Regions from separate parts of the Homo sapiens genome. Here region 1 is linked to region 2. A link is an interaction called in ENCODE POLR2A ChIA-PET data of the cell type or tissue named here. Cell type or tissue: Panc1. All regions are shown on one strand. Each heading gives the region's core, and the rest is flanking DNA. Links, peaks and the distances in the headings are about the cores only.

What was found. ChIA-PET counts read pairs that join two places held together with the same protein. Peaks named below come from ENCODE experiments on the same cell type or tissue, not always from the same donor. Only the 100,000 strongest peaks of a DNase experiment are listed, where the experiment ranks them.
Region 1: POLR2A ChIA-PET joins it to region 2 with 10 read pairs; 5 of 35 experiments call an interaction of 5 or more read pairs at or near these places.

Annotation. Positions count from the first base shown.
Region 1 is chr9:72,390,180-72,395,565 of GRCh38, forward strand. No RefSeq gene overlaps it. Among named protein-coding and RNA genes, the nearest start is that of ZFAND5, 28 kb to the left of the region's middle. In Panc1, for the core only: no CTCF peak of the experiment used is centred there; no DNase peak of the experiment used is centred there.
Region 2 is chr9:72,468,243-72,473,628 of GRCh38, forward strand. It overlaps the pseudogene LOC100289351. Among named protein-coding and RNA genes, the nearest start is that of TMC1, 51 kb to the right of the region's middle. RefSeq lists an enhancer at 5,366-5,386. In Panc1, for the core only: no CTCF peak of the experiment used is centred there; no DNase peak of the experiment used is centred there; H3K27ac peaks cover 1,332 bases.

The sequences.
Region 1 (5,386 bases), core at 274-5,273, 78 kb before region 2:
GGAGAAACTTTGGACTCAGAGCTGGAGCCTCAGTCGAAGATGTCCAATAGCTAAATAGCAGGAGTTCTAAAAAGACAAAACACTCATGATAGAGACGAAGGAATTGTCAAAGAAAGAGTATTTCCATAGCTACAGGGAGATCTTCAAAATCAAAGGATCGTGGCCAGGTGCGTTGGCTCATGCCTGTAATCCCAGCACTTGGGAGGCCGACGCGGATGGATCACCTGAGGTCAGGGTTCAAGATCAGCCTGACCAACATGATGAAGCCCCATCTCTACTAAAAGCACAAAAATTAGCTGGGTGTGGTAATCCCAGCTACTCCAGAGGCTGAGGTAGGAGAATCGCTTGAAACGGGAGGCAGAGGTAGGAGAATCGCTTGAATCGGGAGGCAGAGGTTGCAGTGCGCCGAGATTGTGCCACTGCACTCCGACCTGGGCAATAGAGCCAGACTATGTCTCCAAAAAAATAAAAATGAAAAAAAAATCAGCTGGTCCTGGTGGTGTACACCTGTAATCTCAGCTACTGGAGTGGCTGAGGCAGGAGAATCGCTTGAACCCAGGAGGCAGAGGTTGCAGTGAGCTGAGATTGTGCCACTGTATTCTAGCCTGGTGTCAGAGTGAGACCCTGTCTTAAAAAAAAAAAAAGGAAGAAGGCCCACCTTTAGGGACCTCATGATGAAATCTCAGAACACCAAAGATTCTAAATGAAAATTTACATCCATGCACCCTTACTTGAGAATGTAAGCCTGTAAAATGAGGGTGAAAACCAAGAAAAGAAGAAGACGTATGATTGGGTGGTAATGAATTTAACCTTGTCCCAAAAGAAATGGCCTTTGTCTTGAGCTTTTGGGAGTCATCTCTAAGCCCTTGGATCCTCGTGTCTGACAGGAGTGTCTTTGTTTGCCTGGAGGGCTTTGGCTAGCCAGACAGTAACAGATGTGATTTAGGGTGGAGCTTTGATCCATGCCAAAAATGTGATTTAAGATGAGAGCTTTGGGTCACACCTTGAGTGACTGGAGACTGGAAACTAAAATTAGCTATGTGAATAGTCAATCATGTTTTTGTAATGGAGCCTCAATAAAAGCTCTGAACACAGAGGCTCTGCTGAGCTTCCCTGGTTAATGATAGCCTGTGCTTATTGTCATACATCAATGCTGGAAAAGTACTATGTCCTGATCCATGGGGAGAGGAAAATGGAAGCTCTGCATTTGGTTCTTTCCTAGACTCTGCACTATGCACTTTATCCTTTGACTGATTTTAATCTATATCCTTTCTCTGTGGTAAATCTTAACTGTGAGTGTAACTCAGAAAGTTCTGTGAGTCTTTCTAGCAAATTATCAAAACTGGAGATGGTTTGGACAACTCCTCAAACTTGCAATTTAATGAGGATGGTCTTTTTTCTTTTGAGACAAAACCTCACTCTGTCAGTCAGGTTGGGGTAGCTGGGACTACAGGCACATGCCACCAGGCCCAGCTAATTTTTTATCTTTTGTAGAGATGGAGTCTCAGTATGTTGCTCAAGCTGGTCTCGAACTCTTGGGCTCAAGTGATCCTCCCACCTTGACCTCTCAAGTGCTGGGATTACAGGTATGAGCCACTGCACCTGCCCTGAGGGTGGTCTTGTGTGGGCTGTGTTCCCTCTAACTTTGCAGTTGTCTTAAGTCTTCCCAGGGCTATACGAATGGTAGTACTAGCTTAGAGGAATATTAAAACAGCATCCAAGTATAGGGCTGTGTTCCCTCTAACTTTGCAGTTGTCTTAAGTCTTCCCAGGGCTATACGAATGGTAGTACTAGCTTAGAGGAATATTAAAACAGCATCCAAGTATAACAGTTGTGTGACCAAGAAGAAAATTAGTCTAATTTAGGAGAGTAATCAGCAGACTTACAGAAGTCTATTTTCAAGGAAATGAATGGAGTATATTTCAGATAATAGCTGCTGCTAATGAAAAGTTGCAAAATATTAGGATATGGTGGAAAAAAACCTATGAGTCTTAACAAAGCAAAAATGAATAGCCAGAAACTCTAGCTAAATCATAACATTTACCAGAATGTCATGTTCCAAATATGAAATAATTTAAAACATGATCTTTTTCAGCCATTGGTAAAATATTAGAGAGGATAATCTATTTAACCTTGGTGCTAGTGTATTTTCTTTTGAGTGACACAATGATTACAGGATCAGAAATGTAGTCAAGGGAATGTAATTATTAGCACTCTCTGGCTCTGTGATGAATAATGTGATGAATAGTCATAATAATGCAAAATTTGTTTATTGATTATCAGCTTTTAAAATAAACCGATGCACAAAGCATGGAGGAGTTAATCCTGATTAAGGACAGAATGTAAACACTCTCAGCTTTGATGATGTTAAAGTAAAGCTCTAGCTGACAGATTTTGGAAAATGAAAAGTAAATAGGGAAGAGGGAAGAAGTGGTAAGGATGCAAATGCTCTCATTTTATAAAATGAGGCATCAAGAGAATCTGTTGAAAATTGAAATAGTAATGACAAATTAAATAGCAATGACAAAAATGATCCTGAGAGCAGTGTGGAAGAGGATGTTCTATCTGGAAAAAATAGAAAATGCTGAATTCACTGCACACTGTAAACAAAAATATTAATTCCAGGTAAATTATAGACCCTTTCAAAGGCAAAACAGTAAGGCTTTAAAAGATAATACAGAAAAAATAGATTCATAATCTCTATATGGGAGAGTGATTTTAAAACATATTAAACATTAAGAAGCCCCAACCTTTAAGATAAGGATTGATGAATTTGATTACAGTGAAATAAGAACATTAAAAATAAAATAGTGGGTGGGGGGCGATGGGAGGGACCTTAGAGGATAGACCAATATGTGCAGCAAACCACCATGGCACACGTATACCTACGTAACAAACCTGCACATTCTGCACATGTGTCCCAGAATTAAAGTAAAATTTAAAAAATCGTAAAAAGGCAAGCCATGGACTTGAAAATATCTGGAATACATGTTTAATCAATATTTGTTATAGCCAACAAAGGACCCATATCCAGAATATCTGAAGAGCTTATACACCCCAATAAGAAAATACAACTTAATAGAAAAATGAGCAAATAGTTTTCAACAGCCACTTCAAAACAGGATATAACTAGTTGATCAATAAGCATATGATAAGATATTCAATCTCAGCCACCAGAAAAACACAAATTAAAACAGTAAAGAGGTACCACTACACACCTCTCAAAATAGCTAAAATTTAAAAAGACTGAAAAAGAGCAAGGATTGCTCCTGGAACTCTCCTCCACTGCTGGTGAAAAGAGAAACTAGCTTAACCAATTTGGAAAGCAATTTGGCTTTATTGATTAAAGTTAAAGATACCATACCTCATGACCTAGCAATTTCTCTCTTAGGTATATATCTAAAAGAAATATATGCCCATGTGTACCAGGAGACATGTATAAGAAAATTCATAACAGCTTTATTCACAATAGCCTAAACCTGGGAACAACCAAAATATTCATCCATGGGAGCATGGATAAATAGTTGTAAGGCTCTCTCTCATGGAATTCTATATAGCAGTGAATATTAATGGACTGCAGCTGAATGCTACAATATTAGTGAATCTCATGAACATAATACTGAGCTAAGAAAAGCCTGATGCAAAATAATATATAGTGTATGATTCTATTTACATAAAATTCAAAAACAGGTGAAATTATAGTGTTGAGTGATGCATCCTTGGATAGCAAAAATATAAAGAAAAGCAAGGAAGTTATTACTAAAGAAGTCAGAAGAGTTTTATGTTTTAGGAAAAGGGAGTGAGTTATGCCTTGGAGAGGCATGCAGGAACCTTCTGGGGACTGACACTCCTTTATTTGACCTGAGTAGCCATTTCAGGGAGGTTTGCTTTGGAATACATCTCTGCTTTATGTATTTTTTTGGCGTGTGACCTATTTCACAAGCTGAAAAGAGGATTTAAATAAAAAGAACTAGTGGTTTAAGAAAGTTATTTAAATAACAAAGGTAACCAATGGAGAAACTAAAATAGTGCTGTAACTGCTAAAAATTGAGAGATGTAGACCAGTGTAATAAGCTAACTTCTCCACTGTGGTCACAGGAAGTTAATAAGAAAATTTCCAAATTGATACACATATTATGAAATAAGAACCCAAACCAACTGTAAAAGCGTTGTTCTCTGTTATGTAATTTCCTTCTTAAAATAATGCATACTTATTAATTTTATAATCAAGAAAAACTATCATGTTATATTAACATTTTTATATTTTTTAAACATCTGTGTGACTGAACAACCAGATTAGAAACAAACAAATTTGTTGACTGAGTTAACTTAGTTTGAGGAATTTTAACTTTTTAGTGAGTTGTTTTGTAGTGCCCTAAATATTTATTGAAACAATTTTATATATTCAATGTAAAAAATTCTCTTTTCTCTGTGTAACTTTCAGATCACTTGTGAGAACTTTGAGAAGCATCCAAAGAGATTGAAGAATTTTTTTGTTTTAGTAGCAAAATCTTACTTATTGTACAATTATTTAGAACTGTGATAGAAGAGTTTTTATTGTTGCCTTTCCTGACTTCAATTCATTTTAAAGGCATTTTTATTAATAAATAACATAATGTGCAACGGCTTTCATAAACCACTCCCACTCCCACCCCTGTGTCATCCCCGTAAAACTAAACAAACCAACTGAAATCTCTGCACTTCTACAAAAACTCAGTATGATGTCCCTCATAAGAATTAATGTAAGGAACCAGGGTCGGTGGCTCACGCCTGTAATCCCAGCACTTTGGGAGGCCGAGGCGGGTGGATCACCTGAGGTCAGGAGTTCAAGACCAGCCTGACCAACATGGAGAAACCCCGTCTCAACTAAAAATACAAAATTAGCCGGTATGGTGGCGGGCGCCTGTAGTCCCAGCTACTCGGGAGGCTAAGGCAGGAGAATCGCTTGAACCCGGGAGGCGGAGGTTGCCATGAGCCGAGATCGCGCCACTGCACTCCAGCCTGGGCAACAAGAGCGAAACTCCGTCTCAAAAAAAAAAAAAAATTAATGTAAGGAAACAATGTCCTCATCACCCACCATTTCACAGCTGCTGCATTATACTTAGGTGGAAGTGTAGCTTTTATTTTATTTATTTATTTATTTATTTTATGAGACGGAGTCTTGCTCTGTCGACCAGGCTGGAGCGCAGTGGCGCGATCTCGGCTCCGCCTCCCAAGTTCAAGCCATTCTCCTGCCTCAGGCTCCCAAGTAGCTAGGACTGCAGGCGCCCGCCACCACGCCCCTCTATTTTTTTGTATTTTTAGTAGAGACGGGGTCTCACCATGTTTGCCAGGATGGTCTCGATCTCCTGACCTCGTGATCCAACTGCCTCGGCCTCCCAAAGTG
Region 2 (5,386 bases), core at 286-5,285:
GACTCATTGACCCCTCTCTTACGATGGGTTGGTTCCTCCTTCGGAAGCATATCCTTGGGGCCCTTCCCTGTCCACTGATCTCAGTCGAGACCATTTAAAATGGTGAAACTCATTAGAGTTGGGGGTTGAGCATTTTATTTTCCTAGAGACTCCTTGGTTTCTAGACAAATGTGTTCATTCCCTACTTAGCATCCTTTGAGTTGAACACACAGAGATGATAGGGGTGTGGGGTACATTGTCAAGCCACAAACATAACCTGCTCTGTAATAATACCCTCCTACATTGTTATCTTGCTTTGGCACAGTATGATTCAAGTCTTAATCTTAACACTAAAATTAAGTGGTTTCACTCTATTAAAGGCATCATCCTCAACTGAAACTCACTAAAGCATATACACGTCACGTGGAACAGCTGAACACAAAGCTCTTAATCTGAAGTTGACCTATTTAGTAAACCTATAGCTCAGAATTTGACCTCATCACCTCAGAAAATCAGGGATAAAATCTGTCTTTATATTGTTTCAGGTACTTGGGTATCAGAGACATTATTTGTTTATCAAGACCTAACAAAACACTTTCTTATTTTTTAAAATTTCTGTGTGTGTGTGTGTGTGTGTGTGTGTGTGTGTGTGTGTATTTTACCTTTCACATTGTTCTTTTTTAAACCTTGCTTTGGAAGGAACCCAGTGTGAAACCATGGGTGTGGGCCTCCACATGCCAAAGCCTTAAGGAATTCACTTACAGTGTATTTAAGGCTCAGTTGAGGCTTCTGAATTCCACTCAGTACAGGTGGTAGTGTGTGTGGAGTACATGTGATCAGCACTGAACAGTAAGAGGTTCAGTGCTGGGTTAGGGAGGGAGGAAGAGAGAATATAAACAACCTGGAAACCTGTTTAGATCATGACAGGTGGCTGTTGATTAGGACAGGCACATAACTCACCTGGGTGCCTTAGTGGAAATGTCATGCCTTATTTTAGAAGGAAATTAGTCAGTGATAAGAGATACAACTCTAAGGAATAAATAACATTCTAATAACATATTTAAGTGTGTCATTTACCAACAAGATCAGTTTTCAAATTTTCTTTTGACAAAGACTAAAATAAAAACAAAACATGATGCTGAAATGATGGATCTGTGAACAGAGATTTGTTAAAAACACACAAAAACTGACAGGAGATTATAAGACATACTTTTCCCCCTATAATTCTATGAAATACTAGTTTTTTAAAAAGATAGTTTAAAAATAACTTGTAAAATTTGATCGAGTGCAGGCAAATCTATAGAGAAGTAGACAGATCAGTTATGACCTGGGGCTGGGGATGGTAGCAAGGGATGACCATAAACTGACAAAGTTATATTTTTGAGGTGATGAACATGTTCTAAAACTGGATTGTGGGGCCAGGCACAGTGGCTCACGCCTGTAATCCCAGCACTGTGGGAGGCCGAAGCGGGTGGATCACCTGAGGTCAGGAGTTCAAGACCAGCCTGGCCAACATGGCGAAACCTCGTCTCTATTAAAAATACAAAAAGTCAGCCAGGCATGGTGGCACACGCCTGTAATCCCAGCTATTTGGGAGGCTGAGGCAGGACAATTGCTTGAACCCAGGAGGCAGAGGTTGCAGTGAGCCATGATCGAGCCACTGCACTCCAGCATGGGCGATAGAGGGAATCTCCATCTCAAAAAAAAAAAAAAAAGAAAGAAAGAGAAAGAAAGAAAAAATAGAATGGGGGTTGCTATGGATGGAGGGATGTGAGGAAGGAATGGAGAGTTATTTAATTGGTATAGAGTTTCAATTTTGCAAGATGAATTGCCTCCCGGAGATGGATGTTGGTGATGTTTGTATGTACTTTATACCACTGAAGTGTGCACTTAAAAATGGTTAAGATGGCAAATTTTATATGTGCATTTTACCACAATTAATAATTTTTTTAACTTTTTAAAAAAATAACCAAGTGTGCTTGTCTGTTCTAGAAATGAAAACATTAATTTTATCTACTCTGATCTCTGGAATATATAAATCATCAATAAATAATCATGGCTTCTTACCTTGCCACTGAGTCACATGGAGGTGGAGGCTGCAGTGCATTCAAGATTTGACTTCACCTGTAATCCACCGCCATAGCTGTGGATTGCTGGAGGTGTAATGGACATTAATACTGCTTTTCAAGAGGTGCTGAAAACCGCCCTCATCCATGGTGGCCTAGCATGTGGAATTCATGAAGCTGCCAAAGCCTTACACAAGTGCCAAGCCCATCTTTGTCTGCTTACATCCAACTGTGATGAGTCTGTGCATGTCAAGTTGGTGGATGCCCTTTGTGCTGAACAGCAAATGAACCCAATTAAGGCTGATGACAATAAGAAACTAGGGGAATGCCGGGCGCAGTGGCTCACGCCTGTAATCCCAGCACTTTGGGAGGCTGAGGCAGGCGGATCATGAGGTCAGGAGATTGAGACCAACCTGGCCAACATGGTGAAACCCCGTCTTTACTAAAATACAAAAAATTAGCCAGGCGTGGTCATGCATGCCTGTAGTGCCAGCTACTCAGGAGGCTAAGGCAGCGGAATCACTTGAACCCGGAAGGCGGAGGTTGCAGTGAACCGAGATTGTGCCACTGCACTCCGGCCTGGCAACAGAGCAAGATGCTGTCTCAAAAAAAAAAAAAAAAGAAAGAAAGAAAAGATAAGAAACTAGGGGAATGGGTAGGCCTCTGTAAAATTGACAGAGAGAAGAAGCCCCTTAAAGTGGTTGGTTGCAATTGTGTAGTAGTTAAGGACTATGGCAAGGAGTCTCAGCCAAGGATGTTATCGAAGGGTCCTTCAAATGCAATAAATGAACACATAAAACTTTGGCTCTCACACATACACACACACAAATTGTTGTGGCTATAAATGCAGCCATAGTTGTGTTGATAAATTCTGATCTTGTCTTTGCTATTCCTTTGGGTAGTTCATCTGTTTTTATGGAAATAAAGCTCGCCTTTGTATGGATAATTTCACCTAGACCAATTTTACCAATTCTGGTCATGCAGTTCTAACTTCTTGCATGGTGGTTTCACTGGAACATTACCAAATTACCCCAGGCACATCATGGCTAAATGAAAAGTCATGTTCTTTGTCTGTAACCAGTGTCTGCCTCTTGAATTTCCTGTGTCTTTTAGTGGTTATTGTCATTGTCTTAGTTATTATAGCTTAGATCCACGGGGTCATTTTGGATCCTGTCTATTTTGCAGTGACAATTATTATTATTATTATTTTTTGCCTTCATTCTTTTCTATTCCTAAACATACTATACAACATTTGAGGTAAATTTAACTTTTAAAACATTCAAGCCCCAGGAGGCTGAGGTTGCAGTGAGCCAAGATCACGCCGTTGCACTCCAGCCCAGGCGGCAGTTGGAGACTCTGTCTCAAAAAAAAAAAAAAAAAAAAAAAAAAAATCAAGCCATCCACTAACTTTTCCAAAGTAATCTCCTGCTATAATCAAGATCAATTATCTTCTTCTCCCAGTGTAGACTACTTAATGTCTGCATTTTTATTTTCCAGTGTTTTTCACCCACTTCTTTCCAAAAATAATGGTCTTCTTCCTCTTTTCCACTTAATCTAATGATCTCTTCCCATCAAACTTCCTTCTCCAGAAACTTTCCCAGGTTACTGCAGCCTGTAGCCATCTTAATCTCTGAATGGCTGCCTCGACACTTACTATTTCCTTTGAGTCACACAGTGGCCCTATCAACTCAGTGTCAGACAGGCATAACAAAAGCAGACCCAGGATGGTCAGAGTAGGGGATGGGGATGGATGAGGATGAGGGATGTGAAGATGGGGGTGTCAAATGATAGAAGTGTGTTGACAGGAGGCCAAGAGCTGAAAGGGGATTGTGGCCAAGGTTAGATAGTGAATTTGCTCAATAGGAGACACAAATGTGAATAAAAGGTGCATGAAAGTCAATCTTTGGGAAAGCCAGGAGAACAATGAGAATAAGTATTGAGTTAAACCGAAATATCCCAACTTCCGATAAGATTTCTAGTCACTGTGTCTTGACTAGTGCACAGTCCCAGGCCACAGGGCAGATTAGGAGACAGAACATAGGTGTGGCATTTGACACATGGTTCCTAATCCCGGTTCTGCCACTTACTTTCTGTGTAATCTTGGGCAAATTACTTGAACTTTCTGAGCCCGTTGTTTTCATCTCTAGAATAAAGATAACAAAACCAAGATTATAAAGTCATCGTGATGATGAGATAAAATAAAATAATGTAGATAGGCTGGGCGCGGTGGCTCACGCCTGTAATCCCAGCACTTTGGGAGGCTGAAGCAGGCAGATCACGAGGTCAGGAGATCGAGACTATCCTGGCTAACATGGTGAAACCCCATCTCTACTAAAAATACAAAAAAATTAGCTGGGCATGGTGGCAGGCGCCTGTAGTCCCAGCTACTTGGGAGGCTGAGGCAGGAGAATGGCGTGAACCCGGGAGCTGGAGGTTGCAGTGAGCTGACATCGTGCCACTGTGCTCCAGCCTGGGCTACAGAGTGAGACTCCATCTCAAAAAAAAAAAAAAAAAAAAAAAATATATATATATATATATATAGATAGATAGATAGATAGATAGACAGATATAGATATAGATAAAGTTCCTAGTGGATGCTCAGTAATGGTAGCTATCAAATTTTTACTTGGTCTGAGAATAATTACTCTGATTACTCTGTAGCTATGAATGAAAACTATCTTTCTTATGATGTATAAAGAAAATATCATTACTACATCACTGTGTCAATAAAGCTTAGTGTTCATGAATGTCAGCCCATAGCTTAAGTATGTAAGAAATATTGCCTTCCTTTATTCCTTTTTTCCTTCCTACCTTCCCCTCTATTTTTTTCTTTCTATTTAATTTTGACTCCAATATAGACTGTTGGGAGTTTCAATCTCAATGATTCTTGGGATTCCCCACCTTCTTCAGTTTTACACCAAGGGTGCAGAATCTTTAACTGAGGCACTAGGCAAATCCTGCTACTCACTGGTCTCTGTCTACATCAAGTCCTGCTGAGATGCCTACCATGCCTAGAACTCCTTCCGACGTTTTCCACAATTGGACACCAGGGATCTTTGGTCAATCTAGGAATACTAGGTCTAAGTCTAGTGTCTTAGGAAACCACATGGAAATACGGAAGGAAGAAGGACAGAAGGAAGAAAGGGTGGAAGAAAGGAAGGAAAGAAAAAAGCCACTGGCTCAGGGTCAACTGGGTTTGTTTATTAGGCAATAGATTAACAGGTGAAGAAAGCCATGTAGTCTAGGTAGAAATGAAAACCTCTGGAGGAAAAAATAGAGTGGAAAAGAGCAGAAGGAAAAAGGCCATGGAAAAGCCTAAAGCCCAAACTATTGTAGAGATT